Regions from separate parts of the Homo sapiens genome. Here all the other regions are linked to region 2. Evidence: chromatin loops called from intact Hi-C (ENCODE). Cell type or tissue: natural killer cell. All regions are shown on one strand. Each heading gives the region's core, and the rest is flanking DNA. Links, peaks and the distances in the headings are about the cores only. Region 1 has its middle 11 kb from the start of CLEC7A. Region 2 has its middle 13 kb from the start of KLRF1. Region 3 has its middle 25 kb from the start of KLRF2.

What was found. A loop is a pair of places that touch in the nucleus more often than their neighbours do. Peaks named below come from ENCODE experiments on the same cell type or tissue, not always from the same donor. Only the 100,000 strongest peaks of a DNase experiment are listed, where the experiment ranks them.
Region 1: it touches region 2 in a loop (13-fold over the local background); 23 of 110 quality-filtered maps call a loop at or near these places.
Region 3: a loop joins it to region 2, with 2.3 times the contacts of the local background. A loop is called at or near these places in 13 of 110 quality-filtered maps.

Annotation. Positions count from the first base shown.
Region 1 is chr12:10,136,487-10,146,790 of GRCh38, reverse strand. No RefSeq gene overlaps it. Among named protein-coding and RNA genes, the nearest start is that of CLEC7A, 11 kb to the right of the region's middle. In natural killer cell, for the core only: a CTCF peak has its summit at 6,572 (motif pointing right); a DNase peak (open chromatin) is centred at 6,590; H3K27me3 peaks cover 420 bases.
Region 2 is chr12:9,809,696-9,819,999 of GRCh38, reverse strand. It overlaps a transcript of KLRF1 not described here and the pseudogene GCNAP1. Among named protein-coding and RNA genes, the nearest start is that of KLRF1, 13 kb to the left of the region's middle. In natural killer cell, for the core only: CTCF peaks have their summits at 5,407 and 5,606; a DNase peak (open chromatin) is centred at 5,669; H3K4me3 peaks cover 1,009 bases; H3K27ac peaks cover 1,328 bases.
Region 3 is chr12:9,901,214-9,911,517 of GRCh38, reverse strand. It overlaps a transcript of CLEC2A not described here. Among named protein-coding and RNA genes, the nearest start is that of KLRF2, 25 kb to the right of the region's middle. RefSeq lists an enhancer at 149-1,348. In natural killer cell, for the core only: no CTCF peak of the experiment used is centred there; a DNase peak (open chromatin) is centred at 4,447.

The DNA of each region.
Region 1 (10,304 bases), core at 3,602-8,601, 330 kb before region 2:
GCTTTTGTCCCCCAGGCTGGAGTGCAGTGGCGCGATCTTGGCTCACTGCAACCTCCGCCTCCTGGGTTCAAGAGATTCTCCTGCCTCAGCCTCCCGAGTAGCTGGGATTACAGGCATACACCACCATGCCCCTCTAATTTTTGTATTCTTAGTTTCGTCAAGTTGGCCAGACTGGTCTTGAACTCCAGACCTCAGGTGATCCACCTGACTCGCCTCGCAAAGTGCTGGGATTACAGGCATGAGTCACCATCCCCAGTCTGGTTGAAGTCTGTTATATGCTTGCTGATATTTTTTGTCTATTATCATATCAATTATTGAAAAAGGAGTATCTAACCTTTGATGATAATTATGATTTTGTCTACTTCTCCTGTAGTTCTATCAGGTTTGCTTTGTATATTTTAAAGCTCTGATAATCAAGGCATAAATATTATGGATTTTCATTCTCTCTTGATGAACTGACCTCTAACCAAGTAAACTTTTTTATTCCTGTTAGTAATGTTTGTTCTGAAATCTATTAGTCTGAAATTAGTACAGCCACTCCTGCTTTTCTTTGATTAATATTGGCATGATATATCTTTTTTTATCCTTTTACTTTTAACCTATTTTTTTGTCTTTAAACCGAGTATATTCCTTTTAGCTGACATAACATTTGGGCTCGCTATTTTACATCATTTAACAATTTCTTTTGGGTGTTTAAAACATTTACATTTAATGAAATTCTGATTAATTATACTTAAGTCTGTCATCTTGATATTTGTTTTCAATTTGTCTCCTTTGATCTATTTCCTATTTCTTTTTCCTCCTTTTTTTTTTTTTTTTTTAGACGGAGTCTCGCTCTGTCGCCCAGGCTGGAGTGCAGTGGCCGATCTCTGCTCACTGCAAGCTCCGCCTCCCAGGTTGATGCCATTCTCCTGCCTCAGCCTCCCAAGTAGCTGGGACTACAGGCACCTGCCACCATGCCTGGCTAATTTTTTGTATTTTTTAGTAGAGACAGGGTTTCACCATGTTAGCCAGGATGGTCTCGATCTCTTGACCTTGTGATCTGCCTGCCTTGGCCTCCCAAAGTGCTGGGATTACAGGTGTGAGCCACCGTGCCCGGCCTCCTGAAGAATTTTTTAAATGTTTTCTCTACTGAAATTCTGTTTGTGATTAATTCTGATTTAAGATGTCTGAAAACATTATTATTTCATCTGTACTTTTAAATGATATTTTCACTGGGTGTAGAATGCTAGGCTGACAGATTTTTTTGTATACTTCAAAAATGTTACTCCACAGTCTTCTTACTTGTATTATTTCTTATGACAAATATTCTATCATTCTTTGTTTCTCTGTACATAATTATCTATGCTTTTGTTAGATATTTTATTTTCGTTTTGTCACAGGGTTTATGCATTTTTTATTATGATGTGCCTTGGTGAAGTTTTTTTGTTTGTTTCTTGTATTCAGAGTTCTTTAGCTTTTGGATCTATTGTTTTACATTTTTCATTAGCTTTGAAAATGTTAAGCATTATTTTTTCAAATATGTTTTCTGCTCCAACCTCTACCCCACTCCCACACACTGTTAAGGGATTTAATACACGCGTATTAGGCGCTAGAAATTATCTCCCAGCAACCTAATGCTCTGCTCTGCCCTTTCCCTCCCGTCCCCTCCCCTCTCTTACTTTCCGCTTCTCTTCCCCCTGCCTTCTTTCCTTTCTATTACTTTCTGTTCTTTCTCCTTCTCTTTTCCTTCTTTTTTTTTTTTTTGAGACAGAGTCTCACTCTGTCGCCCAGGCTGGAGTGCAGTGGCACGATCTCGGCTCACTGCAAGCTCCACCTCCCGGGTTCATGCCATTCTCCTGCCTCAGCCTCCCAAGTACTACAGGTGCCCGCCACCACGCCCGGCTAATTTTTTGTATTTATTAGTAGAGATGGGATTTCACCTAGATAGCCAGGATGGTCTCGATCTCCTGACTTCGTGATCCACCCGCCTCGGCCTCCCAAAGTGCTGGGATTACAGGCGTGGGCCACCGCGCCTGGCCTCTTTTCCTTCTTTCTTGCTTGCCTTCCTTCTTTTATTTTACTTTTCTTTCTTCTTCCCTTTCTTTCTTTTCCTTTTAAAATTATATTCTCTCGGGGCTTCATTTTTAATAGTGACTCTTGTTATATCTCCAGGTTCACTAGTCTTTCCTTCTGGGTGTCCAATCTGCCATTAATACCTTACAGTGTATTTTTAATTTTATCTTTTGTCATTTACATTTCTAAAAGTGTACTTTGGTGTTTTTTTTTTGTCTTCTACATCTCTATGTAACTTTTAAAATATATAAATGTGTTTTGAACACATTAATTATCTTAATGTCTACATCTTCTAATTCTAACCTCTGAGTTGGTTTTGATTATTATTCTCCCCATTATGGGTCATATTTTTGTAACTCTTTGCATGCCTGCTGATCTTTGATTGAAAGCCAGACATTGTTCATTTTACCTTGGTCGATACTAAATAGGTTTGTGCTCCTATGAGTTTTATTATGAGATATGTTTAAGTTTCATAGAAACAGTGTGACGTTTCTGTTATTGTTTTTATGATAGGCAATATTAAAGAATTTCTCATTCTGGGGCTTAATTATTTCCCACTATGAAGGCAAGAGTTTCTGAATATCCTACTGAAAGCCTCACTGAACTATGATCTTTTCCAGCCTTGATGTTGGGAAAGGGCACTGTTCCTTGCTGTGTGTGAGCACTGGGAAGTGTTTTCTCTAATCAGTTTGGATGTTTCTTTCCTTGGACCCTCTGGTAGCTCCTCACACTTGTGCTTTGATCTGAACTCTGCTGAGTCCTCAAGCAAGATCCTCTGTAGATCTCTGAGTTCTTTCTTGATGCAGCCTACTCTTCTCTTGTACTCTCCTCTGAACTCTGTTTGCCTTTTTCTTCTCTGGCTTTCAGCTTTATATATCTTTAATCCATGGAGTTTACTAGCCTCATCCTCAGTTCCCCTTCCCTGTGTGTGGCCTGGAAACATTCTAAACTTGGTAAGCTAGGGCGATTATAGAGCTCACCTTGCTTGTTTTCCATCTCTCAGGAATCACTGTCCTTGATTACTTGATAGCCAGTGTTTTAAAAACTATTGCTTTATATATGTATATCCTTTTGTTTGTTTTAATTTGGAAGGTGAATTGAGTCCTTGTTACTCTATTGTGGCTATAAGAAAAAGTTCAAGATAACTATTTTGTAATTAGGTATTTAAGCTTCTCTTTCTGTTAGGGCTACTGATATCATTGAACAAAGATAAGTTGAACTGAGAGTATCCCTGGGGAAAAAAATTGTACTTCAATACTGAAAGATGGATTCTTGACTTTGTGTCTGGTAGTTTCTATTTCAAAGTTGATGACAGAGCTATCTTCTTTAGCCAAGCTGATAGTGCCTGTGAGTCATTGCCCATTCGCCCTTACTATTTCTGTCTTCAATCCTTATAGACACTGGTGCATTATTTTCTTAAACCTTAGATTCAGAGGCAATTGCCATGATCTGATCTATCCTGGGGATAACTCTTTCTATTAGTTCATATACTGCTTTTTGATCCCAACTATATCATTTAAATCAGGGCTACAACTTCAGCTCTTGGCCTGAGGGCTGTTATGTGCATGCTGTGATCTAAGACTAATTTTTACATTTTAAAAGGGTTATTAAAAATATGTGCAGCAAAGACTGAAAGTGGACTGCAAAATCTAAAATGGTTACCCTCTCTCCCTTTTCAGAAGATATTTACTGACTCCTGATGTAAATAAACTATTGTTCATGCATGCATTTCTGTAATGAGAAATAAATATGATAGTTAAGCACAAGGGCTCTGAAGTTGAACTGAGTTCAAATCCCAGTTAATTACTGAACATTTCTGTTGTCTAAGGCAAGCTATGTACCCTCTTAATGCCTTGAAGTTCTCAACTGAAAGAGGAATACCACTAATAGCTACCTCAGAGATATTTGAGGATTTAATGGAATGATGTTTATAAAGTCCTTCACAATGTGCCTAGAATTTGGTAAGAGTTCAAGAAATGTTAGCTACTCATATATTTGTTTAATTTTTTTTATCTTCTTAAGGCCCTATAAATATTCTGGTTTTGATTGTCGATTCTTAAGTTCTTAGAACATATTGGTCAAATAATCTAAAGGACCTGTTAATTAGGTTTAATTGCACTGGTAAACATTGCTTTGGATTCTTTGTTGTTGTTGTTGTTAAAATAGCATGCTGTGGAACATATCCTGACTTGGCCCTTCTTTTACTAACCATAAAAAGTAACATCCAGCATTTCTGCAGTTTTTTTTTTTTTAATTGTGGAGATTTGTCTGAGGTTTATTGGGGCTCTGAAAGAAAACTTGAGTTGGTATGGGAACAGATGGTATATAAGTGAATGTAATTTCAAATATCCAATTACCTTAGAGTATTTCATACAGTAAACTTTGGGCTGTGCTGGCTTAGCAGAATGTGTATACTTTCCTGAATTTATTGTTTAAGGTTTTTTTGTTTGTTTTGTTTTTGGTTTTTTGCTTGTTTATTTATTTATTTATTTTTTTGAGACAGAGTCTCACTTAGCCATCCAGGCTGGAGTGCAGTGGCGTGATCTTGGTTCAATGCAACCACTATCTCCTGGGTTCAAGCGATTCTCCCATCTCAGCCTCCCGAGTAGCTGGGATTACAAGCACCCGCCATCATGCATGGCTAATTTTTGTATTTTAGTAGAGACAGGGTTTCACCATGTTGACCAGGCTGGTCTTGAACTCCTGACCTCAGGTGATCCGTCCGCCTTGGCCTCCCAAAGTGCTAGGATTACAGGCGTGAGTCACCACGCCAGGCCTGTTCAAGTTTTTAAAATGTAACAAGTAAAATGAGCAAATTTAAGACATTCCATCTTTATATTAATATCTTCAAATGTACTTCCTTTGCATCTGTGTTTATCTCCCAGATCCTCTTAATCTCCACTTTTCCATGATCCCCCTCATCCCATGATGGATAACACCTGTAAAAATGTGCCATTTTTACTGATGGAGTACTCGTTTCCTGGAAGTAAATTAAAAATATATGGGTATATTTTTAATATTATTCTTTACATATGCATATATTTTAATTGTTATTCATATATATATAAAAGAATTGAGGAGTTCTAAGCATTGACAGAGTTGGGAAGCACAGAATTAAGTAGGAGTATCATCCATCTGACTTGTATGTGGACCATAAGGAAATCTGAGGGCTTTGATAATTATTAAACTGAACTTTGGTGACAACACAGTTAAATTTAATGGTCCATGTTATATTCCAACAAACAGTCAAATGTCTCAGATCTTCCCTAGTTCTTTTACTCCTTTAACAGCACAGCTGATAGATAATTTGTATCTCAACTCTCAGATAACATACAATCCAATAGCAATATTATAAATAATTCAAATTCAGTAAAGCATCCTATAATACTGATAGCAGAAATCTATCTCAGTATATTCATAAATATCAAATTGTCTGCCTTCGGTAAGCTTATACAACACTGTCTTATTTATTTACAATAAATACCAAACCTTTTACAAATTAAAATAATTACTTATGCCTGTCTTATTACTTTGTTATATTTTGAAAATGCTACAGGATATCTACTATGTACTTTTTTTTTTTTTTGAGACAAGGTCTTGCTCTGTTGCCCAGGCTGGAATGCAGTGGCACGATCTTGGTTCACTGAAACCTCCGCCTCCTGGGTTCCAGCTATTCTTGTGCCTCAGCTTCCCGAGTAGCTGGGACTACAGGCATGTACCACCATGTCAGCTAATTTCTGTATTTTTAGTAGAGATAGGGTTTCACCATGTTGGCCAGGCTGGTCTCGAACTCCTGGCCTCAAGCAATCAACCCACATGGGCCACCCAAAGTGCTGGGATTACAGGTGTTAGGCACTGCACCTGACCAGCTGTGTAATTTTTAAAAGGCTGAATATATACTTCAGTAAGTTAGATAAAAAATAACAACTTCAGATATTTTGATTTCCCCTTCACTCTTATTTTTACAAAGATATATGGATTAGAATTGTTTTTTTCTCATTTTTGGTTTATTCATTAATTAATTCATTTATTTATCAACGCTCTAGTGAATACCTTCTTTCTTTAGTGCTAACAGGGTTGACAGTAATGAATATACTTAGAACCTGTTCTCATGGTGCCTACAGTGTGGTATGGAGGAAGAAAATAAACAAATTAAAAATAGCTAGCTATATGATCTTATTCATCCATTTAATGTAGTCAGTGCATCACTCTAGGCACTGGGAGTTGGTACTGAGCAAGATATGTTCCCTTCTTTCTAGGAACTGATGGTGGCAGAAATTTAAAATTAAAAATAAATGTACATGGTAATTATTGAACTCTAACAGGTGATCTTAATAGAAGCTAACTCCTAATGATGATAATTCCTTAGGAATGAAGAACCATAGATGCCTTTTAGCAGAATGAAAGTGCCATTTTTATTATGAGACAGGTCTAGCCTGCAGAAATTTTTCAGTTTTACTTGCAAATGAATAAAATAGATTAAATTCCTCTAACTTACCTTGAAATTCCTAAAACGAAGCAGCAGATGGCACCGTCACCTCATTCATGCCTGCTGATTTTGCCACATCATTTTGGTTAACTCATGCTGGCTTAGCTGAGCTCAAACACCACAAGGAATCTATTTTTATCAGTTTTTCTGTACTTACCTTATTTGCCATACAAGGATCCCAACAGAGATTTAAGACCCATTATCATTTTACTGGTGAAGAAGCAAGCATAGAAAATTAAACAATATATCTAAAGTCATACAGTCCATCAGTGACAGAGTCAGAAGCAGCAATGCCACATGCTGCATTTACTGGGTAGAACGTAGACTCTGAAATTCCAAGCTCTACAAGTAACTTGAAGTTTTTTCCTTCTTATGTAATTTAATTCACCTATATTGAGCTGTTTCTTTTATTTATTTATTTATTTATTTTGTTTCGAGGTGAGGTCTCGCTCTGTTGCCCAGGCTGGAGTGCAATTGTGCAATCTCTGCCTCCCGTGTTCAAGCAATTCTCTCACCTCAGCCTCCCGAGTAGCTGGGATTACAGGGGCGTGCCACCATTCCTGGCTAATTTTTGTATTTTCAGTAGAGATGGGGTTTTACCATGTTGGCCAGGCTGGTCTCGAACTCCTGACCTCAGGTTATCCACCCACCTAGACTTCCCAAAGTGCTTAGATTATAGGTGTGAGCCACTGTGTCCACCTTTTTTTTTTGTTGTTTGCTTTTTTAGACAGAGTCTTACTCTGTTGCCCAGGCTGGAGTGTAGTGTCAGGATCTCAGCTCACTGCAGCCTCCTCTGCCTCCCGGATTCAAAGGATTCATGCTTCAACCTCCCGAGCAGCTGGGATTACGGGCCTGTACCACCATGCCCTGCTAATTTTTGTATTTTTAGTAGAGATGGGGTTTTGCCATGTTGGCCAGGCTGGTCTTGAACACCTGGCCTCAAGTGATCTGCCCGCCTCGGCCTCCGAAAGTGCTGGGATTACAGGTGTGAGCCACTGTGCCCGGCCTGTTACCCCTCTTTTAAAAAGTGAATGGAATTTGTCAGGTGACTAGCTTCCAAATATTTTCATTGCTCAATTGCTTTTTTTCTAAATGAAATTGTATATAAAATTTCCACCTATCAAAAAAGCAACATCAGAGATGCTCTGGTTGAATCAATATTGGGACAGTCCAGAGACCTTCCTGTTTGGCCTGTCCTGCATCACATTCTGCTGTATTTTTCTACTAAAGATGATGCTGAGTTATAGGATACAGAACTGAAACATGGATGTCCAATAAAGTAACAAAAGTGAATGCAATGGAACACAGAGCCGCTATGGGTAAAATAAAGAGGGATGACCCACAGGTAACCTAAAGCAAACAAATAAACATACACAGCTGAATTTTGCTTCCTATGCCATTTTTTTTCTTGACTCCCACATTTGGAGATGCTTTTTCTTCTCTTCCAAGGTTTCTCCATTTGTACCCACGACAGGAACTGTCTATTTCGAGGGTAGATTTTACCTCCATGCCATTGCTCAAGAGTCTCCTGAAACTATCTCCTGCAGTCAAGATGAAAATGGCCAATTTGGGACTCAGTGTCCTTGGTCAACTGCCTTGTTCTTGCTTCTTCCATTTTATCTCACTGAACCCCAGGACTCCTTTTCCCAGCTACTAGGGAGGCTGACGAAGGAGAATCGCTTGAACCCGGGAGGCAGAGTTTGTGGTGAGCCAAGATGGCGCCACTGCACTCCAGCCTGGGCAGAAGAGTGAGATTCCATCCCTCCGAAAAAAGACAATTCAAAATTCAAGTAAATGATAAGTTTAAAAATACCAAAACTTGGTTTCAGGATTAATTCTAAAATTCATTTAATTGAATTTTTCTCTGATTGTACTCTTGAAAAAGAAGTAAGTGTAATATCGTATTGAAATGGTCAGAAGAAAAGGAGGGAGGAGAAGAAATAACACTTTTTTAAAAAAAGAGGACATAGAAAACTTATAAATAGGCTGTTTATTTATTGTATATGAAATTTACTTATAAACTCATAAATAGCCTATTTATAAGTTTTCTATGTCCACCTTTTCAAGGAAAAGGAGTCCTGGGGTTCAGTGAGTTAAACTGGAAGAAGCAGGAACAAGGCAGTTGACCAAGGACATTGAGTCCCAAACTGACCATTTTCATTTTGACTGCCCGAGATAGTTTCAGGAGACCCTTGAGCAATGGGCATGGGGGTAAAATCCACCCTTGAAATAGACTGTCCCTGTTGTGGGTACAAACGGGATTACAGGCACCTGCCACCACACCCAGCTAATTTTTGTATTTTTAGTAGAGACAGGGTTTCACCATGTTGGCCAGGCTGGTCTCGAACTCCTGACCTCAAGAGATCTGCCTACCTCAGCCTCTCAAACTGCTGAGATTACAGGCGTGAGCCACCACCCCCAGCCTGAATTGCCTTTTTTTCTTCCTATTTCCTTCTCAACATTATTTCTAGGTTCCTTACCTTATCACAAAACCTCCATGTGTATCTTCTACACTGTTCTTTCCATTTTCTCACTACTTAACATACCTGGTTGTACTTCTTTATTTTTTCCTCCTCTCATTGCCATGACTACAATCCCTTCTCCTGAATCTTTTGAATTTTTTGGCTCTGTCAATTTAGATTTTCATTATAATCTGACTTCCTAAGAAAAAAGAAATGTCAAGTTATTTTGTCCTCTACTTAAAACTAATTGCCAGGATGCTCTGCAGCTTGAAGTTAAACTACCAGGGAAGTCTTTTAGGACAATGCCTCATACTCTTCTGTTTGATTTGTCTTGCTCTTTTTTCTTGTTTGTTTGAGACAGCCTGTAGCTCAGGCTGGAGTGCAGTGGTAGGATCTCGGCTCACTGCAGCCTTAATCTCCTGAGCTCAAGCGATCCTCCTGCCTCAACCTCCTGAGTAGCTGGGACTACAGGCACATGCCACCATGCCCGACTAATTTTTTGTTGTGGTGATCGGACCCAACACCAGGTCGTGGGGGTGACGAAGTCCAACAGAGTCAAAGGAATGAGAAAAGACAGTTTGAGAGAGAAAGTGGGTCCAGGGGGCCAACACTAGTTATGGAGGCTGCGAAGGCCCCGAGCTCCGGAAGCCCAGACTGTTTATTGGTGATCAAACAAAGAAACAGGTGGTGAGAACGTGGGGGTCGAAAGGGAGCGTTGCATTAAGCACATGAGTTACAGCTGTGATGGTTTAGCATTTATATGGCCAATTCTGAGACACAATCGATCTAGGAGCCTGGTAGGGCGAGAAGCAAGGAGCCAGCAAGTCTAGACACATTCGAGAGCCATGAGCCCTGGATTCTATCCAAGCCACGAGGGGTTTTATGCCCTGAGCTTAGATTATGGCGCATCAGGGTAGCCTTCCACCCTTAGCACAGAGTTTGGTGTTCCAAAGGCCATGAGAGGTTTCAGACTCTGGACCTGGACATGTTCCAACACTCTTTTATGTTATGTCAGACATGCAAGCCCTGCTTCAGCTTCTCCCAGCACTCATCTTTTCCCAACAATTTTTGTATTTTTTGCGGAGACAGGGTTTTGCCATGTTGCCCAGGCTGGTCATGAACTCCCGAGCTCTAGCTATCCTCCCACCCTGGCTTCCCAAAGTGTTGGGATTAAGGTGTGAACCACCATGTCTGGTTTTTTTTTTTTTTTTGGCTTTTTTAATCAAAATGTCATTAAAGGCCAGGTGAGGTGGCTCATGCCTGTAATCCTAGCACTTTGGGAGGTTGAGGCAGGTGGA
Region 2 (10,304 bases), core at 3,526-8,525:
AGACTCTCCAACGCCCAAAAGTGACAACAGTGAAGGCTGTGAAGCAGCACAAATGGCAGCCTGCCTTTCCCTCTGGGAGCTCCATCCTAGGGAGGTACAGACGTGTTGTCAACTGGAAAACACCCGGTGGTTGTAAATCTTGGTTTTGAGATTCCAGCCAGTAAAGAGAAACAGGGTCTGGGATTCACATGGAAAGGCAATCTGGCCACTTTTCTGTAGAGCTGCTGTGCTCTGCCAGGGGACCACTCCAGTCCCTAGTCGCCTCAGACTCCCTGAAGGCAACAATGGCTAAGGCTGTAAGACAGCAAGGATGGTGGGCTATCCTTGCCTCTGGAAACCCCATCCCAGAGGGGTACAGACCTGTTGCCAGCTCAAAAACACTTGTGGAGGTGGTTGTGGACCTCAGTGAGGAGATTTTGCTCAGTGAAGAGAAATGGGATCCAAGACCCACGTGAAAAAAACAGTCTGGCAGCCTCCCTGTAGAGCAGCTGTGCTATTTTGGGGGCTTCTCCAATCCTTAGTCACCTTGGATTTTGGCAACAATGGCTAAGGCTGCAAAACAGCAAAAATGATGTCCAGCCCCTCCTTCTGAGAGATTCATCTCAGGGGAGGTATAACCTTGCTACCAGTGGCTGGCTGGAGTTCCAAGCCAGAGGGTCTTATCCTGTGAGGTGCCATGGAAGCAGGGCCTGCGGACAATCCCTGCTCAGCCCCTTGGATTCAGCCCCTTTCCTAGGGATGTAGAGATGTCTAAATTCCCAGCCACTTTTGCTGGGAAGCCCTGGTATCTAAGGCTCCCAGGGCTCTGCGTGTGCCTGAGAGGCTACTCTTCCAGGACTCCCTGTAGCTCTGTGTGTCAGACTGCAGGCCTTTGTGGGATGGGTTCACAAGGGGATCTCCTGACCCAAGGGTTGCAAAGATCCATGGGAGAATTGTGCTCCCCCAGGTGCTCAGTCACTCACTGCTTCCCTGGGTGGGGAAGGCTCCCCTGGCTCCATGTTGCTCCCGGGTGGGCAGTCGTCCTGCCTTGCTTTACTTCATCCTCCACGGATTGAGTTGTTTTCTTGATGAATCCCAATGTGTGTAACTGGATGCTTCAGTTGAAGGTGCTGTATTTACTAGCCCCTTCTATTTCTCCTGTGAGAACAGCACACACTAGCTGCTTCTAGTTGGCTACCTGCACTTGCTCAATATTATAACTTGAAGAAGACAAAAAAATACTGACAATTTTTTTGGCATTCTAAGACTAATTCTAAATACAAAAATAAATAAATAAAAGCAAAATTTAGGGGGAAAACATTTTCATTTTGGCATGGACTATGCCTGGAACCAGGAGATTTACCAGCCAGTCACCTAAGGGCAGATTTATTACTTAAGTCTCTTTAATCTTGGACTAGATGCTGCTTGGTCTTCATAGGAACAATCACATATTTTAGGAACAGATTTGCCTTCTATGCCTACAGTGCTTCTACTAACATCAATACTTAAGAGTTACAGAATGTCTTATCCATTGTCATGGTTCCTCACACAATATTGTATTTGACATTTTACAACAAAGAAAGATTGACAATCAGTTCATGCCTATAGAAGTTACTTGCCCAGTTGCTCAGGATCTCACACACATTCCATGGGCAGTTGGAGGTGAGCTGCCGCTGGCCACACCAGAGGCTGCAAGACCAGACATGGACAGGTACAAAGAAGAGCTGTGCCACTTGCACAACCCAGAGGAGAATTGATACATCCTTAACGTTGATTCAAGCAGTGATGAGAACCACGGGTCTTCTATGGCCAGAAGAGCTCAGAAGAGACAGTCCAGCTCTATGGTAGTGATCAACTCTGACTCTGATGATGAATGCTACTCCTATGAGGAGAAGAAAGCTAAGATATTCTAAATAAGCAGTGACGATGAGAGTCTGGAGTGTTGTTATGTGCAGCCCACCATCCAGGAACCCTCCAATAGTTATTAGTGATGGTGATGATGACAATGATGACAGTAATGATTTGGAAGTTTCTGTGCCAGCAGAAGATTCGTATGATGAGGACCAAACTGCCTCAGATGAAGAAGAGCTGGATGAGGCTGCTGTCTGCCAGCATGATTCATCTGATGATGCTGGTTGAGCATGATCTTGGTGAGAATCTTAGTGAACCACCAGGTGATCCTGAGACTAAACTTGAGGTTTCAGAGAGGAAGCTGCCAACTGAGGAAGTGCCTGCACCTGTGGTGGAATAATCAAGGAAAAGGAAGGCAAAGACCAAAAAATATCATGGGGTGACTGAGGAAAAGACAGGCAAAGACCAAAAATATAGTGGAGCCACTGAGGAAGAGGAAGGCAAAGACCAAAAATGTATCTGTAACACCTGCTGGTAAGGGACAGAAAAACCGTGGACCTTCAAAGAAGAAACCCGGTGTGGCCAAAGTTGAAAAATGCAAGACTAGGACTCATAAGCGCAAAGTCCCTGGATGTTTCTTGCTTGACCTTGAAAAGTCAAAACAGTACTCTGGAAAAAAATCTCAAGCGAAATAAGGATGAACTGGTTCAGAGAATCTACGACCTGTTTAACAGCTCCGTCTGTGATAAAAAGCTACCAGAGAAACTAGAGATCAGCTAGAATAAAAAGATGCTGAGAACTGCTGGCTTATGCAGCACTGGCAGGAATTACAAAGCAAGGCAGAATTCTTAAGGTTATCTGAGAGTATATTCGTGTGAGCTAAATCCTTTACTGGTAAGAAGTGTTAGAAAAGTTTGTTTTTGTGAAATTAAGGATATTAGAATTTAGATACTGTTAAGTAATATTAGAATTTAACATTCATGTTATTAACCATGATTGACCTTAACAAGGGGCTCTATTGCTAACCATTCTGTGCCCTTGACAGGGTAGATCTGAAGCCCTTGGGATCTACCTTGGGTCTTACTTCAGCTCAATAGTTTTCACACGTAGGACAAAATGCAAAAGAAAAGTGAGTTTTCAATAGTGGCAGGTTGAGAGAAAGAAGAGAATGCTGGATGGGAGGCTGAGGCGGGCGGATCACGAGGTCAGCAGATCGAGACCACCCTGGCTAACACGGTGAAACCCCATCTCTAATAAAAATACAAAAGAAAAAAAAATATTAGCCGGGCATGGTGTTGGGCCCAGCTACTTGGAAGGCTGAGGCAGGAGAATGGCGTGAACCTGAGAGGCGGAGATTGCAGTGAGCCGAGATCGCGCCACTGCACTCCAGCCTGGGAGACAGAGTGAGACTCCGTCTCAAAAAAAAAAAAAAAAAAGAAGAGAATGCTGGAAAGAGGACAAGTTTTAGAGGCAACACTTAAAAACCAGGGCTACTGTGACATCTACCTAGACAGGAAAGATGAACATGTTTCATGAAGTTCATTGCTGATGACACTGAATGAAACTATCTGAGCCATGTAATCAAAAAATAGAATGTTTTCTGCATCTCAAAAAAAAAAAAAGAAGTTACTTGCCCCTAAGTAACTGGCTAACCAGGGTATTGAAATGACTTCCTGAAAGCACACTAATGACACCAGTTGGAATAAAACAGCTTGCAAGTGTGGGATTCAGTTTTTTAAGAGGGGGTATTTGCCTTACCAATATATGTTGCTGTCTCTGCCATAGCCAGAATGTACAGGTATGGGAACAAAAGCATAGAGTTAGGATTCAGATTTGGAGTAGCCTTGTACTAGTACACCTAATAATTCACTTGAAAATTGTCTCCTTTTCCCAAGATCTTGTTTGTGCTGGGTTTAGAGGTTCTAATGCCTATGGCAAGATTATTCTAATAAGGAATATGACCATTATCCTGATGAACAGGAAGATGAGACTTCCTTGTTGCACGTTGGGCTCCGCAGTCATTGAAGCAGCTGGCAGAGAAGAAGATTGCTGTGGCCAGGCGCAGTGGCTCACAGTTTAATCTCAGCACTTTGGGAGGCCGAGGCGGGCAGATCACCTGAGATCAGGAGTTCGAGACCAGCCTGACCAACCTGGAGAAACCCCATCTCTACTAAAAATACAAAATCAGCTAGGCGTGGTGGCGTGTGCCTGTAATCCCAGCTATTCAGGAGGCTGAAGCAGGAGAATCACTTGAATCCAGGAGGCGGAGGTTTCAGTGAGCTGAGATCACGCCATTGCACTCCAGCCTGGGCAACAAGAGTGAAACTCCATCTCAAAAGAAGAAGAATAAGAAGAGGAATAAGAAGCAGCAGCAGCCGCAGCAGCCATACAGGCAGAAATTGGGTTGCTCTTACACATTGTGGTAAGGACTATGCCTGGAAGCCAGGAGATTTACAGGAGCGTATTTTAGCACCACTTTCCTCATAGTCTTGGTAAATACAATGCTAGGCCAACCCAAGAAACACACCAATAACTTGGATCCAATATAATGATAATCTAGGTCATTGCTTGATCCACACACTTTGTACAATTAGCTGGACAGAGTCAAAGAAAAGAAAGATGGAGTGCGTAGCAAGCTATACCTTGTCTCCTGCTACTCAAGTGGTATCTGCTGACAGAGAAATAGACCTCAACCACACAAAAAATCCACAGAAGTCCATCTGCGGCTCAGATAGAATCATCCTGGATATAGATAGCTCCTATCCCAGAGTCCTCTTGTCAAATCTTCTCTCAGAAGTTAGTGTAGAAATGATTAATCAAACCATAGCATGTTGAGACATTTCTGTTACTTCCACAAATAAATTTTGAATTCATTGAAATAACTGGCTTTTTACATTTAAGCTAGAAAGTAGTATATTAGAAAATAGGTAGGATTTGCCTTGTCAAGTTAATTTGAAGGTGCAATTTCTATAGTTCTTGTTATCATCATGATTTATAAGAAAAGTATTCTTGTTTCATTTTATTTCTTTTTTATATTCTTATTGGTACATAATATTTTCATGTATCTCTAAGGTACATGTCATATTTTGATACATGCATCGGTTGTGTAATTATCAAGTCAGGGTGTTTAGGATATCCATCACCTCAAGCATTTATTATTTCTTTGTGTTGGGAACACTTCAAATCTTCTCATAACTATTTTGAAATATAAAATACATCGTCGTTAACTATAGTCACTCTACTATTCTGTTGAACACTAGAACTTATTCCTTCTAATTGTATGTTTGCATACCTCCCCCCTCCCACACACACACACACACATCCTTCACAGCTGCTAGTAACTATCATTCTACTCTTTACCTCCATTACAATAACCTTTTATGGTGGCAGCAAAGGGTGGGCTGGGCGGGCAGCCCTCGGGCCCCCAAAGGAGTGCAGATGTCAGCGGTGGTGGAAAGGCGGTCCCCAGGCCACTGAATGATGCACTTGGGCACTTGTGGGCCGTACCAGGCTTTGCGGGTCCAACCTCAGGCCTCCTGATGGTGCACACAGGCTGTGGTAGGTGGGGCTTGCGAGCAGCCAGGCTGGGTCTTCAGTCAGGCCTCCTGATGGTGCAGGAGCATACGCGGAGCTACGGGTGGGACAGGGCCATGGATCCCCAGGCCCCTGGGCAGTGTGCTCAGGCACTGGGAGAGGCTTTGCTTGGTGGTGTGGTCCTACCCTCAGACAACCCAATCCCCTATGTTGTGCTCAGGGCTCAGGCTGTGGTTGGCAGAGTGGGCAATCCCCAGGCGCCTCCCAGCGGCGTGCTTGGGTGGTGGCAGTCCCGGCTGTGGAGATGGCAGTGGGTGGAGAAAGCCTGTCGGTGCGCAGCTGCTTTGCTATTGGGAGTCGGGGTGGCTGTCAGTGGCAGCGACCTCACTCAAGTGGCTGTCAGGCTCTGGGGAGCTTGCGTTTTGGCTCCCTTTGACTGGAGGCAGCCTCCCCAGTGCACTGCACTGCCGATTCCCCCGGGGTGTAGAACACCTTTGGGGCTAGAGTGCCAGGGACCCAGCCACACGGCTGGCACCAATCAGCCTTGTGCCACTACAGCCCTCCCGGTGTGTGGGGTGTTGTGGGGGAAGTGAAGGATGTCTGCGGGGCTCCAGGGATGTGGAGATGCGGAAGCTGTTGAGACCCGAGGCAGGATGAAGTCTTGTTGGGGCTGGGCTCCAAATAGCCTGGTCCAGGAGGTGTGTGGGACCTCGCCTGAGCTCCGTCCTGGAACAGTGCTGTTGCGCGGTGCAGGCTCCAGGCAGCTCCCCATCCTAGTCTCGGGGCCCCCAGGGCTCTCCCATGGCTACGACTGCAGGAGTCTGCGGTGGGAATGTGGACACACTTTCCCTGCACTAAGAAGTCTCTGGGCTCCCAGACAGTTTCAGCTGAGCTACCTGCCTCCCCTCTGTCTCTTTCCTGCCTCAGAGCTTTCCTGTCGCTTCTCTGCTTAATTCGAATGTGTTCTTTTAGATGCTGTATTCCAAGTCTGATTTTCTACTGGGTGTTTTGGTTCTTCTTTGTGGAGGAAAGTACTGAGGGCCTGTAGACAGCCATCCTGAAGCCTCTCTCGGGGGAAAAATGTTTTCTTCCTCCGTATCATGAAATGTGTGAAAAGAGTCGAAATTGCGACCTTGTAAATTTGTTATTCTATTTTTTAAAATTCCAGCTGGGCGTGGGGGCCTGCGCTTGTACTCCCAGCTACTGGGGAGGCTGAGGTGGGAGGATCACATGCACAGAAGTTAAAAGCTGCAGTGAGCCCTGATCATACCACCGCACTCCAGCCTGGCTACAGAAAGAGTCCCCGTCTCGAAAATAATTAATTAATTTTAAAATCCTACAAGGTTTTTAGGAAGGAATTTTTGGTTAGATTTATATGTCAGTTAAGACATAAAAGAACCAGCATGGCACATGTATACATATGTAACTAACCTGCACATTGTGCACATGTACCCTAAAACTTAAAGTATAATAATAATAAATTAATTAATTAAAAAAATAAAAAAATAAAAAGACATAAAAGAGGGAATGCCATGAGACTGGCAGCAGGTTTCCACAGTGCACTTTGCTGCAAGGATATTCCCCCAAGCCTGGAGGGCAACCCAATGGCTGACCACCCACTCTGTGATCGGCCCATCCCCCATGGAAGTTTTACCTCTTGATGATGAATGCTCTCATATCCTCCAAGTGTACAAGCATTTGAAATGCTTAAACAACACTACAAAATTAAATGAATAAGTAACTGATTTGACAAATACGGTCAAACTGCATTAAAAGAGAAAGCAACAACAATATTCTGTCTCAAAACTGCCCCTGCTTATTAGGAAGTCAGACTGATTTCTTCCCACATCATAGGCAATTCCCATAAGTTTTCCATTCTCTCTAAGGTAATAAATATTATCCTCTGTATTTCAGGTGATAAAATATACCCCAAGGAACATGAAACAGACTCCCTGTGGGTAAAATAACAGAAACAGACAAACAAATGAGAAACCAGAATCTGATAGATAGCAGGATGAGGGACTAGTCAGGTATCCCAGGGTTATTAATTGCCATAAGTTTTCCTTCCCATAATTAAACAGGAAGGAAATACTGAAAAGCATTGCCAAAACAACCATAGCTGGGAAATTTCCAAAATATCTTGACAGATTGCCTGATGCCAGCGGACAACCTTCTCCCCAGCCTTGCTGTCCTGCCATAAGTCAGACTGTCCTACCATAACTCAGATTGGAAAAAGAACCCAATCTTTTTTTTTTTTTTTTTTTTTTTCCTGAGACGGCGTCTCGCTCTGTCGCCCAGGCTGGAGTGCAGTGGTGCAATCTGGGCTCACTGCAAGCTCTGACTCCCGGATTCACACCATTCTCCTGCCTCAGCCTCCCGAGTAGCTGGGACTACAGGCGCCCGCCACCACGTCTGGCTAATTTTATGTATTTTTAGTAGAGACGGGGTTTCACCATGTTAGCCAGGATTGTCGTGATCTCCTGACCTCATGATCCGCCCGCCTCGGCCTCCCAACGTGCTGGGATTACAGGCGTGAGCCACCGCGCCCGGCCAGACCCAATCTTATAAACATTCTTTATTGATGAATGGCCACAGACCTTAAACCAGTTACAGACAGCTTGTGGAGATTATGTACAAACTATTTTTGTACGCTATAGTTCACCTTTTGAGGTAAAGAGCCAAATTCCACCCGATTTAATGTTAAAACACCATCCCAAAGTGACCGTGGGGTGCATGTTACATCTGCTTACCCAATGCACTAGTGCTTGACTTCCTTCATGAATATTCATAAGTATTCACAGAATTTTCCCAACCCTGCTCAGTATGTATGTAAAACTGACTGTATAAGACATGTATACCAGCCCCCTCTCACTTCTTCAGAGAGTGAACTTTCGGATTTTCCCGAAAGCTGCATTTCCCTAATTCTAGGGTTATTTTTCCCTCTGAAAATAAAGTCTTCTCCTTTCCTTCCTTTGTGGATCTCATGGTCTTTTGATAATGAAGATAATAAAAGATCCAATTCCGCCTAATATCTTAAGTCCAACTTTTATCTAATTTAACACTTTTCCTCTCTCTCAGCTTGGATTGGATCTGCTTAGTTTGGGACCATTAAGGGGGCAAGTGAGTATAACGGGCTCTGCATGAGCTTCTTCCCTCTCTAGTATCTCTTTCCATTCCCCAACCCTGATCCCCAGAATGAGTGAAGGTGAAACAAAGGGAATAGAAATAAACACGGAATAAAGATGTTACCAGCCTGGACAGTTTTAATCTGTATGCTGACACTCCAAATGTTTTCTCTCTTTTTTTTTTTTTTTTTGGACTACTTCTATGGGTTTTTCAGAAATTCTGCTCCTGGGGTACTCTGCAGTTGTCTGATGTGTGATGTCTCCTTTGGCAATCCTGCTTGCAAATCACTGTACCTCACCCCTCACAACTCCCCAGGTACCTTTTTTTTTTTTGCTTTCTACTCTATACTTCCAGCTTCTTTTCATTGAGGCTGACTTGCCTGTGGTAAGAAGCAGTCTTAGGTGAATTTTATTTTAGGATGGTTCCCAAATGGCTGCTTTGTATGAGATCTTCATCCGGCCCACAGGAAACACTCCCTTCAGCCTCACCATTGCTGGAAGTGTGGCTTAATCTACACATCTGCTTTTACTCTGTGGTTATGTGTAGTTCTAACAAACTCACATACTGAAAGTGTTCACCTCTGCAACCTCCAACTCCCAGAGGACACTTGCCAATATATGACAGAATCCAAACTTGGCTTAAGGTAAAAGAGAAGTTCTTTTGCTTATTGACACAGAAAGATATTGGGAAATGGGAAGTACACTGGCAAGTCACTTCATAAAAAAAATTCTCACTTCCTAATCTCTGAACACTCATAAACTCTTAATGTGCTCTGAAAGTAGATGATAGATCGAAATTTGAAATAAACACTTTTGCAAGCTTGTTAGCATGTCCTATATAGGAGGTCTAGCACCTATAGAATTGTTCTTGACATTTGTGCCCTCAGATAAAAGTAAACAGCAGGAATGACCACATTTTAATATCCTACTAGTCATTCAATATTTATGAATTATTTTCTGAGGACTTATTACATGTCAGACACTGTTTGGGGAGTCTATTTTAGACTTCAAACATCTTTTAAAAACAAACATTTCATTAAACTATAGGTGAAAATTTAAGCATATAGTCATTAAGTTTGTGAATCAGACCTATCTTGGAGAGGAATTTAATTTGTTTAAATTTATCAAAGGACACACAAAAGATAAGCCCTAGTTATTCTAACCACTTATTAACACAGCTACCTGCGATTTCTGGGAGCTTAACTTCCGTTCAGGCTCAGAAACTCTAATTTTGGGAATATACTTGGACCACATTGTTAATTTGGGAGGATTCAGATAAAGTATGAGAAATGCATTCACATTTGACTATGAGAACATCAAGTTATATTGTATAATACCAAAAATAATGGTCCCTTGAATATATCCAGGATGACCTACAAACAGAATTGTTCCTAGATAAAAACCCTCAAGCTTGTAGAAAATCTATGTTGACACTCACTATTCAGATGTTGTCATTCACAACTCTGAGTTTCAGTGATTTAATGATGAAATTTAGGACTGAGAAGCTTGTTTCTTGCAGATTTATCAACCTTGCTAATTGATCTTTATGTCATTCTCCTTTTGTATACTTCAGGTAAATAAATAAATATTTGATTTATTCATGGGGTGATTTTGTTTGATACATTAATCCATAGGCACAGTCAATATTTTCAAAACAGTAGTTTTACATCAAATAAAGCAGCATTAAAAAAAACAGATTTATCAATAGAATAACAACTTTTGAAAGTGGAACTTATTTTTTTAAATCAATTTTCTTAACCTAAGTTTAAATCTAAGTAACCCGCTTTTTCCAACAATAATAACAATTTATCTTTG
Region 3 (10,304 bases), core at 2,230-7,229, 93 kb before region 2:
GTTTTAAGGTTATAAACTACTTTTGGGGTTTTGAGAATTCTTGGACTTGCTGGCTTCACAACTGGTAAGGTCTGGCAACATATGGAACTAATCACACCATTAATTCATGCCAGAGAGGATAAATTCCTCTTCAAAGGGCTTAATTGTGCAATGTCCTTGTTCTTTGCTCAGAGGCTCAACCTTCTTGTACTCTCTTCTTTCTAGCCTGCAAACAGCCCTCCTGCTCTTGCTGTGCCCTGACATGCCTAGACATGTCAGCCTCACTCTACATTCCTTTCCTTATTTGGAAAAAGTTTAGCCTTATTCTCCACAGGTGGCCCTCTTCTCTTCCCTCCTTCTCCCCCATCACTCATCTACCTTACATAGAAGGTTTAAGTGTTTAGCCAATCAGGACTAGTTTAGGTTGTGTGGTCTTGACTCCAGCCAATGGGGAACTACACAGAAGCAGGGACCGTGTTAGGAATAAAAACTCTTACCCTCCTTTGTTCAGTGTGCTGCATGGCTGATGCAGGCAGCACCCTTCTGCAGAAGTAAATTGCCTTGCTGAGAAATCCTTTGTCTCAGTGCTGGTTCTTCTTTGCAGCACAGAGCACTTGTTTCTAACAATCATAGGGGCTCATCAGGGATACCCTTTCTCCTCTGGGGAAGGGTCCCAGATCATCTCCCATGAGGAGATGCGTCACACTCTCTCGTTGCGTTGGCCTCAGAGGGAAAGGGATCAGGACCTCCCCCAGCATGACGAATAAACCCACACTCTCAGCAACGTGGGTGGAAAGGATTCTTACCTACCTACCACGGCAACCAGGTAACTCTATGCACAGGACAAGGTAAGAAATGTTGCAGGGGCAATAAAGTATTTCCTTGGAGGTCGGGATATCTTGGAGGTTGAAAGTGTGTGAATGGTAACGAGCACTACTACTGTGCTGAGTGAGTACAAAACAAAAGGAGAAGATTGCAAGAAACATCCAGTAAAAGGGGAGCTAAGCTTCTAGGAGAAGAAAGGCAAGAAATCTCTAGTAGGAGAGATTGAGACTCACACACAGCTTCTAGAAGAAGGGAGGGCAAGAAATCTCTAGTAGGAGAGGTTGAGCCCCCACACACCCAGAAGCATTAGAAACCTCCAATAGAGGGGAGGTTGAAAACTCCAGGGAAAAAGCCTGCTCCAGTTAGACACCATACCAAACCTCCAAGATGGGAAATGTTTCAAATAAGACAGGGAAAATAAAGAGCCAGGCAGATGATGAAATTCCTCCTGATAGTTGCCTAGGGATTATGCTAAAATATTGGTAAGATAATAAAAGAACCAAACATAAAAGAAAGCAGCAAATGATAAAGTATTTTTGCTTCATTTGGGCTCGAGAGCCAATCCTCAAACCCTCAATTTTCTGGCCAAAATTTGGGTCCAGTGAAGAATGGATTTGTTAACTTTTAATGGAACATATTAATGACAAAAGCCCTGTGTCTCTGGAGGATATAGAGTATGCTCTTTGTTGGAGGCAAGGACCTGTCCTCCTTTACCCTCTAAAAATCAGAGGGAGCAAGCTAGAATCTTACTGCTCTGAAAGAGAAAAGGTCCCTATTCCTAGACAGCCCATCAACACATGGGATCCCCTAGACCATCTTCCTCCACTCAATACCCCCAATTCTCCCCCTCAAGCAGCTGTTGCCACCTCAGACCCCACTCCAGATCCCTCCCCTGCTCACATTGTTCCCCACCCCTTACAACCCCAATTCTTGGGAATTATCATCCCATGAGCCAGCTCCTTACCAGCCTAAATACTCTTCTCTAAAAGGACTCCAACGTGAGGTAGAGCAATGTAAAAAGGATATTCAAAACTTCCCTTTATCCCCTATCCCTGGGGAATCAGCTCTGACTCTCTGCCCCTTAAAAGAGGTGCTGCAGGGAGGGGGTGCCATCAGCTTCATAAATGCTCCTCTAACCAGTTCAGAAGTTCCAGGCTTTAAAAAAGAACTCAAGCCGCTGTGAGATGACCCTCATCGAGTGGCAGATCAGGTCGGTGATCAATTTCTAGGACCCCAGTTATATACTTGGGCTGAGTTAATGCCCATCCTGGGCATCCTGTTTTCAGGGAGAGAAAGGGGCATGATCCTTAGGGCCACTATGGTAGTTTGAGAACATGAACACCCCCCAGTTAAAACGTTTCTACAGCAGACGAGGAATTCCGTGCCCAAGATCCCTGGTGGGACAATAACAACATAGCTCACTGGAAAAACCTGCAAGACCTGAGGGAGATGATGATAAAAAGAACTCAAGAATAAGTACCCTGGACTCAGACTCTGTCTCAGACACTCAGCACACAACAGGGGAAGGATGAAGAGCCTATAGAATTCTTAAACAGATTAAAGGAGCAAATGAAAAAATAAGCAGGCCTAGATTTATAAGATCCCCTAGGACAAGGAATGTTAAAGCTTCATTTTTTTACTAATAGTTGGGCAGACATTTCCAAGAAATTACAAAAGATAGAGGATTGGAAAGATCATCCTCTAAGTGAATTTCTCAGAGAAACTCAAAAGGTATATGTGAGAAGATACGAAGAAAAGCAAAAAGTGAAAGCAAAATTCATGCTATCCACCTATCAACAGGGGGCTCCAAATCAATACATTTCTAAACAAAGCCCCCAGGGGGCCAAAATCTATAAATGACCCAAACCTCCATTTAGAGGCTTCAAGCCCCCTATTAAAGGATCCGGGACCTCATTTGCCAGACCCTATAAAGAACACAGGGGGGCCAAGCCAAAGAATCCCAAAACAGAGAAAAGACAGAATAGATGTTTTAAATGTGGAAGAACAGGTCTCTTTAAGAGGGAATGTCCCGCATGGGAAAAATAAAAAGAAGTCCTTCCACTCATGACTTTTGAGGAAGAATAGGGGGGGCCAGGGGCTCTGTCTCTTTTATCTCAAGTCCCACCAAGAGCCCTTGATAAACTTAGAGGTGGGACCCAAATATGAACTCATAACGTTTTTAGTAGATTCAGGAGCAGCCCGCTCCTCTGTTTCCCTCCATCTGATATCACCTGCTCCTCAGAACTTTCTGTCTCAGGGGTAAAGGGAGAAGGATTTAAAGCTAAAATCTTAGAAGAAACAGAAGTCAGTATAAAAACCGATCAACTCATATGAAGCTTCTATTAATCCTGGAAGCAGAAATTAACCTGTTAGGAAGGGACTTAATGCTAGAACTAAGCATCAGCTTACATGTTGGCCCAGAGGGATTCCTCACCTCACTAAACCTACTTACCAGTGTGGGTGAAAGACACATCCATCCTGATGTCTGGTCAAGAGAAGAAAATCAAGGAAGACCTCAAGTCCTTCCAAAACACATAAAGCTGAAAACTGCTGGGGAGGTAGTAAGAAGAAAACAATATCCCATTCCCCTAGAAGGCAGAATAAGCTTGAGGCCCGTAATTTAAAGCGTCATTCAAGACGGGCTTCTTGAACCCTGCATGTCCTCTTTTAACACCCCAATACTGCCTGTAAAGAAATCAGACAGGTCATACCGACTAGCACAAGACCTCAGAGCTGTCAACCAATTAGTCCAGATGACTTATCCTTTTGTCCCTAACCCTTACACCATCCTCAGCAAAATCCCACGTGACCATCAATGGTTTACAGTAATACACTTAAAAGATACCTTTTGGGCCTGTCCTTTGGCTGAGGACAGTCGGGACATATTTGCTTTCGAATGGGAAGATCCTTATTCTGGACAGAAACAACAGTACTGATGGATAGTTTTGCCCCAAGGGTTCACAGATTCCCCTAGCCTTTTTGGCCAAATTTAGAACAGGTTTCAGAATAAATTCATACCCCAAAACACATATGTCTGCTCCAATATGTGGATGATCTTCTCATATCTGGTGAAAATGTAGAGAAAGTAGCTGCCTTCTCTACACACCTTCTTAACCATTTACAAGGGGAAGGACTATGAGTTTCAAAAGGAAAACTCAAGTTTGTAGAACGTGAAGTTACATATTTAGGGCACTTAATAAGTAAAGGCAAATGAAGGATGGGACCCGAACAAGTAGAAGGAATCAGATCCTTACCTTTGCCTCAAACTAAGCAGAAGCTCCAAAAATGTTTAGGATTAGTTGGATATTGCTGCTTATGGATTCATTCATATGCTCTAAAAACTAAACTTTTATACCAAAAATTTACCCAGTGGAAACCTGACCATCTTCTGTGGACTTCTGAAGAAATTCATCAAATTGAAGAATTAAAACATATGCTTATAACTGCCCCTGTTCTAGCTTTACCCTCCCTAGAAAAACCATTCCACCTTTTTGTTAACATGAATAATGGGGTGGCTTTAGGGGTACTTACCCAGGAACACGGAAGCCACAGGCAGCCTGTAGCCTTCCTGTCAAAGGTTTTAAACCTAGTACAAGTGGGTGGCCTGAATGCATTCAGTCTATCACAGCAACCACATTACTGACTGAAGAAAGCAGGAAGTTAACCTTTGGGGGAAAATTAGTGGTAAGCTTACCCCATCAAGTTAGAACTATCTTAAACCAAAAGGCAGGGAGGTGACTCACTGACTCAAGCATCTTAAAATGCGAAGCTATTCTAATAGAAAGAAATGATTTAACACTAACCACTGATAACTCACTCAACCCAGCAGGTTTCTTAACAGGGTATCCAAACCTAAAAAGAGAACACATATGTTTAGATTTAATGAACTACCACACAAAAGTCAGACCAGATTTAGAAGACACACCTTTCAAAACTGGGTGGTATTTGTTTATAGATGGCTCCTCCCAGGTAATTGAGGGAAAAAGACATAATGGGTATTCAATAATAGATGGAGAAGCTTTAGTAGAAATCGGGTCAGGAAGATTGGCTAATAATTGGTCTGCCCAAACTTGTGAACTGCTTGCATTAAGCCAGGCTTTAAAATGCTTGCAAAACCAGGAAGGGACCATTTATACTGATTCTAAGTACTCCTTTGAGGTAGCTCATACCTTCGGGAAGATTTGGACTGAACGAGGTCTTATTAACCGCAAAGGCCAAGATCTCATCCACAAAGAGTTAATCACCCAAGTACTAAATACTCTCCAGTTACCCAAAGAGATAGCTATTGTCCATGTTCCAGGACAGCAAAAAGGCTTTTCCTTTGAAAGTCAGAAAAATAACCTTGCAGATCAGGTAGCCAAACAGGCTGCTATTTCCTCTGAAGTGCTTGTTTTTCACTTAACCCCTTGTCTTCCTCCCCCTATTGCAGTCCCCATTATCTCTCCCAATGAAAAGGAAAAATTAATCAAAATATGAGCTACAGAAAACCAAGAAGGAAAATGGGTATTACCAGATCAAAGGGAAATATTATCGAAACCCCTCATGAGGGAAATCTTGTCTCAGCTGCATCAAGGGGCCCACTGGGGACCCCAAACTATGTGTGACACAGCAGTTTATGGGTGTATAGGAATTTATACCCTAGCCAAACAAGTTAGAGATAGCTGTCTAATATGTAAAAAAAAAAAAAACAAAACTAATAAGTGGGCTCCAAGAAAATCACCACTTGGGGGAAGAAATCCAGGACTAACACCATTTCAAAGTGTTCAAGTTGATCACACAGAAATGTCTCCAATCGGTTGCCTGAAATACCTATTAGTAATAGTGGATCACCTCATTTACCGGGTAGAAGCTATTCCCTTTTCAAATGTGACTGCTAATAATGTAGTTAAGGCATTAACTGAAAATATTATACCTAAGCTTGGATTAATAGAAAATGTTGAGTCAGATAATGGGACTCATTTCACTGTACATGTTTTGAAAAAGCCCAAGTATTAGAAATAAAATGGGAATACCATACCCCCTGGCACCCATCTTTATCAGGAAGAGTAGAAAGAATGAACCAGACTCCGAAGAACCACCTAACCAAATTAGTCCTAGAGACTTGGTTCCCATGGACTAAATGCCTCCCCATTGCCTTGTTATGAAACTGAACTGCCCATCAAAAATATATTGGCTTATCTCCTTATGAAATACTATATGGGTTGCCTTATTTACACTCCACTGCTGATATTCCTATGTTTGAAACTAAAGACCAATTCCTCAAAAGCTATGTACGTGGACTGTCTTCCACTTTCTCTTGTCTCTGAACTAAAGGCCTATTAGCACAGACGCCACCCTTGGTGTTCCCTGCACATCAGCACCAGCCTAGGGATCACGTTCTCATCAAAAGCTGGAAAGAAGGAAAACTTGAACCAGCTTAGGAAGGACCCTACCTAGTGCTCCTGATTATAGAAAGCACCGCACAGCTGAAAGGAGATGGACACACCACATGTGAGTGAAAGGAGACACTTCCACAATCAGAGAAAAATGGGCCGTTATCCTACGGCCTACCCTCACCAAACTAACTCTAAAAAGGGCTTAATAATCACTTGTTTATTTTCCCTTTTCTTTCCAGCAGAAAGTCACCTCGTCATCAATGTGACTCAAACTAATCATCCCTTAACCCTCGAGTTTGATGCTTGTTCAGTTATCTCATGTGGAGATGAACAAGCTCAAAGGCAGCTATCAAATGTAGATAAGTATTTATGTCCATACCGTATTGAGTCAACCAAGTATAAGTATGGAGCCTTAAAAAGTCCCTGTGGTGACTGGACAGATGTTTGGCAGACCACCCAACATGGACGGTGGACAGCCAGGCCCCCTTTTTCAAAGTAGTTGCAAGGACTAAAACAGAAACTCCAACTTATTCATGGTCCCACCCCACCAAATTGTAAGTCATTGCAGTGTAACCCCTTATTGCTAATTATAGATAATCTCCAAACAATGGCCCAAGAACCCTCCATATTTGAATGGTATTGGTTAGGAGCAAATGTTACAGGACGAGACCCCATAGGAATCTTCTCTCTGAGGTTAGCTAGAGCATCAGCTAAGAACAATAAAGAAATCCAGACCCAGAGTCTGGAGAACATGTGGGACCCAACACTGTGCCCAAACATATCAGGCTCAGCGCTCTCCTCCCATCTCTAGAACCACCCAACTAAGGTAATGGTTGTAGAGGTAAAAGATTTAAGGCAGACCATAGCTCTAGAGATGGGGTACAAAGATGCAAATGCCTGGCTGGAAAGGATTAAATATTCCATCTGCAGTCTAAACAAAAACGATTGTTACACTTGCGTGCACTGCAGGCCAGAGGCCTAAATCATCCCGTTTCCACTCGTATGGTCCTCCAGCCGACCAGGCACAAATTGTAAGGTAGCTCTCTCCCAACACCCCACAGCCTGGGGTCATGAATCATGCGGAGCTCTCTCTCTGCTATTCCCCAAAGTCCAGCACCCTGTGGGTCAGTCCCCGAGGTCCATCCAGCTTCCATCTCCTGATGCCAGTTTTACCTTGTGTCTCTCATGACAGAGAGAAAACTTAGCATTTCTGGGAGACCTAAAGGGATGCAGTGAGCTTAAGTCATTCCAAGAGCTAACCAATCAGTCTGCCCTGATCCATTGCCAAGTGGATGTATGGTAGTATTGTGACGGACCATTGCTGAACACTTTGCCAAGTAGCTGGAGCAGAGCAGCACTTGCACTCTGATCCAACTGGCCATCCCTTTCACCCTGGCATTTCATTAACCAAAAAGGATAAAAACAAAGCATCATAAAACAAGAGATGTCCCTCATGGGTCCTTTGACCCTCATGTTTATATAGATGCCATTGGAGTCCCGAGAGGAGTCCCAGATGAATTTAAGTCCCAAAATCAAATAATTGCTGGGTTTGAGTCCCTACTATTCTGGTGGTTAACTATAAATAAAAATGTAAATTGGATAAATTACATCTATTACAACCAGCAACAATTTGTTAACTATACTAAAGATGCTATTAAATGAACAGCTAAACAGTTAGGACCCACCAGCCAAATGGCTTGGGAAAATAGAATAACATTAGATATGATACTAGCAGATAAGGGTGAGGTCTGTGTCATGATTGGAACTCAATATTCTACTTTTATACCTAATAATACTGCTTCCAGTGGAACCATAACAAAAGCATCACAATGTCTTCCTGTTTTATCCAATGAACTAGCTAAGAATTCAGGAATAAATGATCCCTTCACTAATTTAATGGAAAAATGTTTCAGCAGATGGGAAGGACTTATGTCCTCAATCCTTACTTCTTTTGCTGTTATAATAGGTGTGCTTATTCTTGTAGGATATTATATTGTATTCTGTGCCCGAGGCCTAGTACAAAGGCTTATAGAAACAGCTCTCACAAAAACCTCCCCTACATCTCCTTCTCCATATTCTTATTCCTAGGTGATCAAGAAGAACAGCAAAGCCAAATTATGTTAGAAAAATTTGAAGAGGAGGAATTATTAAAAAAAAAAACAAAGAGGGAAATTGCCAGAGATTATAAATTCCTCTTCAAAGGGTTTAATTGTGTAATGTCCTTGTTCTTTGTTCAGAGGCCAAAACTTCTTGTACTCTCTTGCTTCTATCCTGCAAACAGCCCTCCTGTTCTTGCTGTGCCCTGACACACCCAGACATGTCTCAGCCTCACTCTACATTCCTTTCCTTATTCAGAAAAAGTTTAGCCTTCTCGTGCTCCACAGGCAGACCTCTTCCCTTCCCTCCTTCTCCCCCAACACGTGTCTACCTTATATAGAAAGTTTAAGTGTTTAGCCAACTGGGACTAATTTAGGTTGTGTGGTCTAACTCCAGCCAATGGGGAATGATACAGAAGCAGGGACTGCATTAGGAATAAAAACCCTTACTCTCCTTTGTTCAGTGTGCTCTTGCGATGGTGGCTGATGCAGGCAACACCTTTCTACAGAAGTAAATTGCCTTGCTGAGAAATCCTTTGTCTCAATGCTGGTTCTTCTTTGTGGCACTGAGCACTTGTTTCTTTCTTTTTTTTTTTTTCTTTCAAGATTTATTGCAAAGAGCGAAAGAACAAAGCTTCCACAGTGTGGAAGGGGACCCGAGCGGGTTGCCCGGCACTGAGCACTTGTTTCTAACATTAAAAAGGCAAACCAGCTGGGCGCAGTGGCTCACATCTATAATCCCAGCACTTTGGGAGGCCGAGGTGGGTGGCTCACTTGAGGTTAGGAGTTCAAGACCAGCCTGGCCAACATGATGAAACCTCGTTTCTACTACAAATTCAAAAATTAACCAGGCGCAATGGTGCACACCTGTAATTCCAGCTACTTGGGGGCTGAGGCAGGAGAATTGCTTGAACCCAGGAGGCAGAGGTTGCAGTCAGCCGAGATTGTGTGACTACACTCCAGCCTGGGCGACAGAGTAAGACTAAATCTCAAAAAAAAAAAAAAAAAATGGCAAACCTTGGCTACACTTAGCACTCAATTAAAGTAACTTACCAGGTTTTACCTTAAAGTTAAAAATTGCTAGGCATTAGTGGAAACTACTGAAAATAGATTTACAAGCAAGGTATGTAAGAACAGTAAAATGTGTTTTTGTTTGCAAAAGGTTATAAGAAGGCATGGAAATGTAAACTTTGGCCTCGGGATAAAGGATTGTTTTGAGATAAAATAGGAAAAAGCTGAAGGTTCAAGGAAGTGGTGGAAGAATTGTGAAAATTAATTTTGCAGAAGAGGTTCTCTTTGTGAACATATTGGCCACATTCAAGAAGGATATTATATGATTTTTCTGTAAATTGAGCATTGAAATAAAATCATAACAAGGTTTTCCTATGGTGCTAATCTGCTCTTTGGCAAAATTTGTAAAGGGTTATAAAAGGTTTTTGCTTCTTTAAAATTTCTGAGTCATCATTTTGGCAAAATAAATAATTTATGGTAATCTGGAATTCTATTTCATATTATCAGTGTTTTAAATCTTGAACATATTTGACAGCCTTCCCAAAATCAAAATTCAGTTTCCAAGTAGGCTTCCCTGGCACCTGGCTTTTCTAATACTTCAGAGGGCCCCTACAGTGTCCAGAAAAATGAAGTAAACAGGATTATTTGACATGTTTAGGTACATGGGATTGCCAAAATGTTGTTCAATCTTTTTTAGGTTATATCTTGGTGAATAAAGCTAATGTATGCTCTAAAATTGTATGGGATTTCTATAATTCTAATGTCTGAGTGTATGCTATCACTCATAATTAAAGTTGTTATGTTAGGTTAATGTAAACCACGGAAATAACCAAACTTCTTTGTCAATTGTGTTTCTAAGTGTAACTACCCTGGACATTTTGCTATTCACAGACAATTGTTGTCTTGTTTTAATCCTTTTCAAAGATGGTTTATAATAAGCTATAGAACTTTGACAAGTGCTCTTAAATACAGATCTCTGATAACTTTAGAGATTGTGACATTGGAATAAAGAAAACTG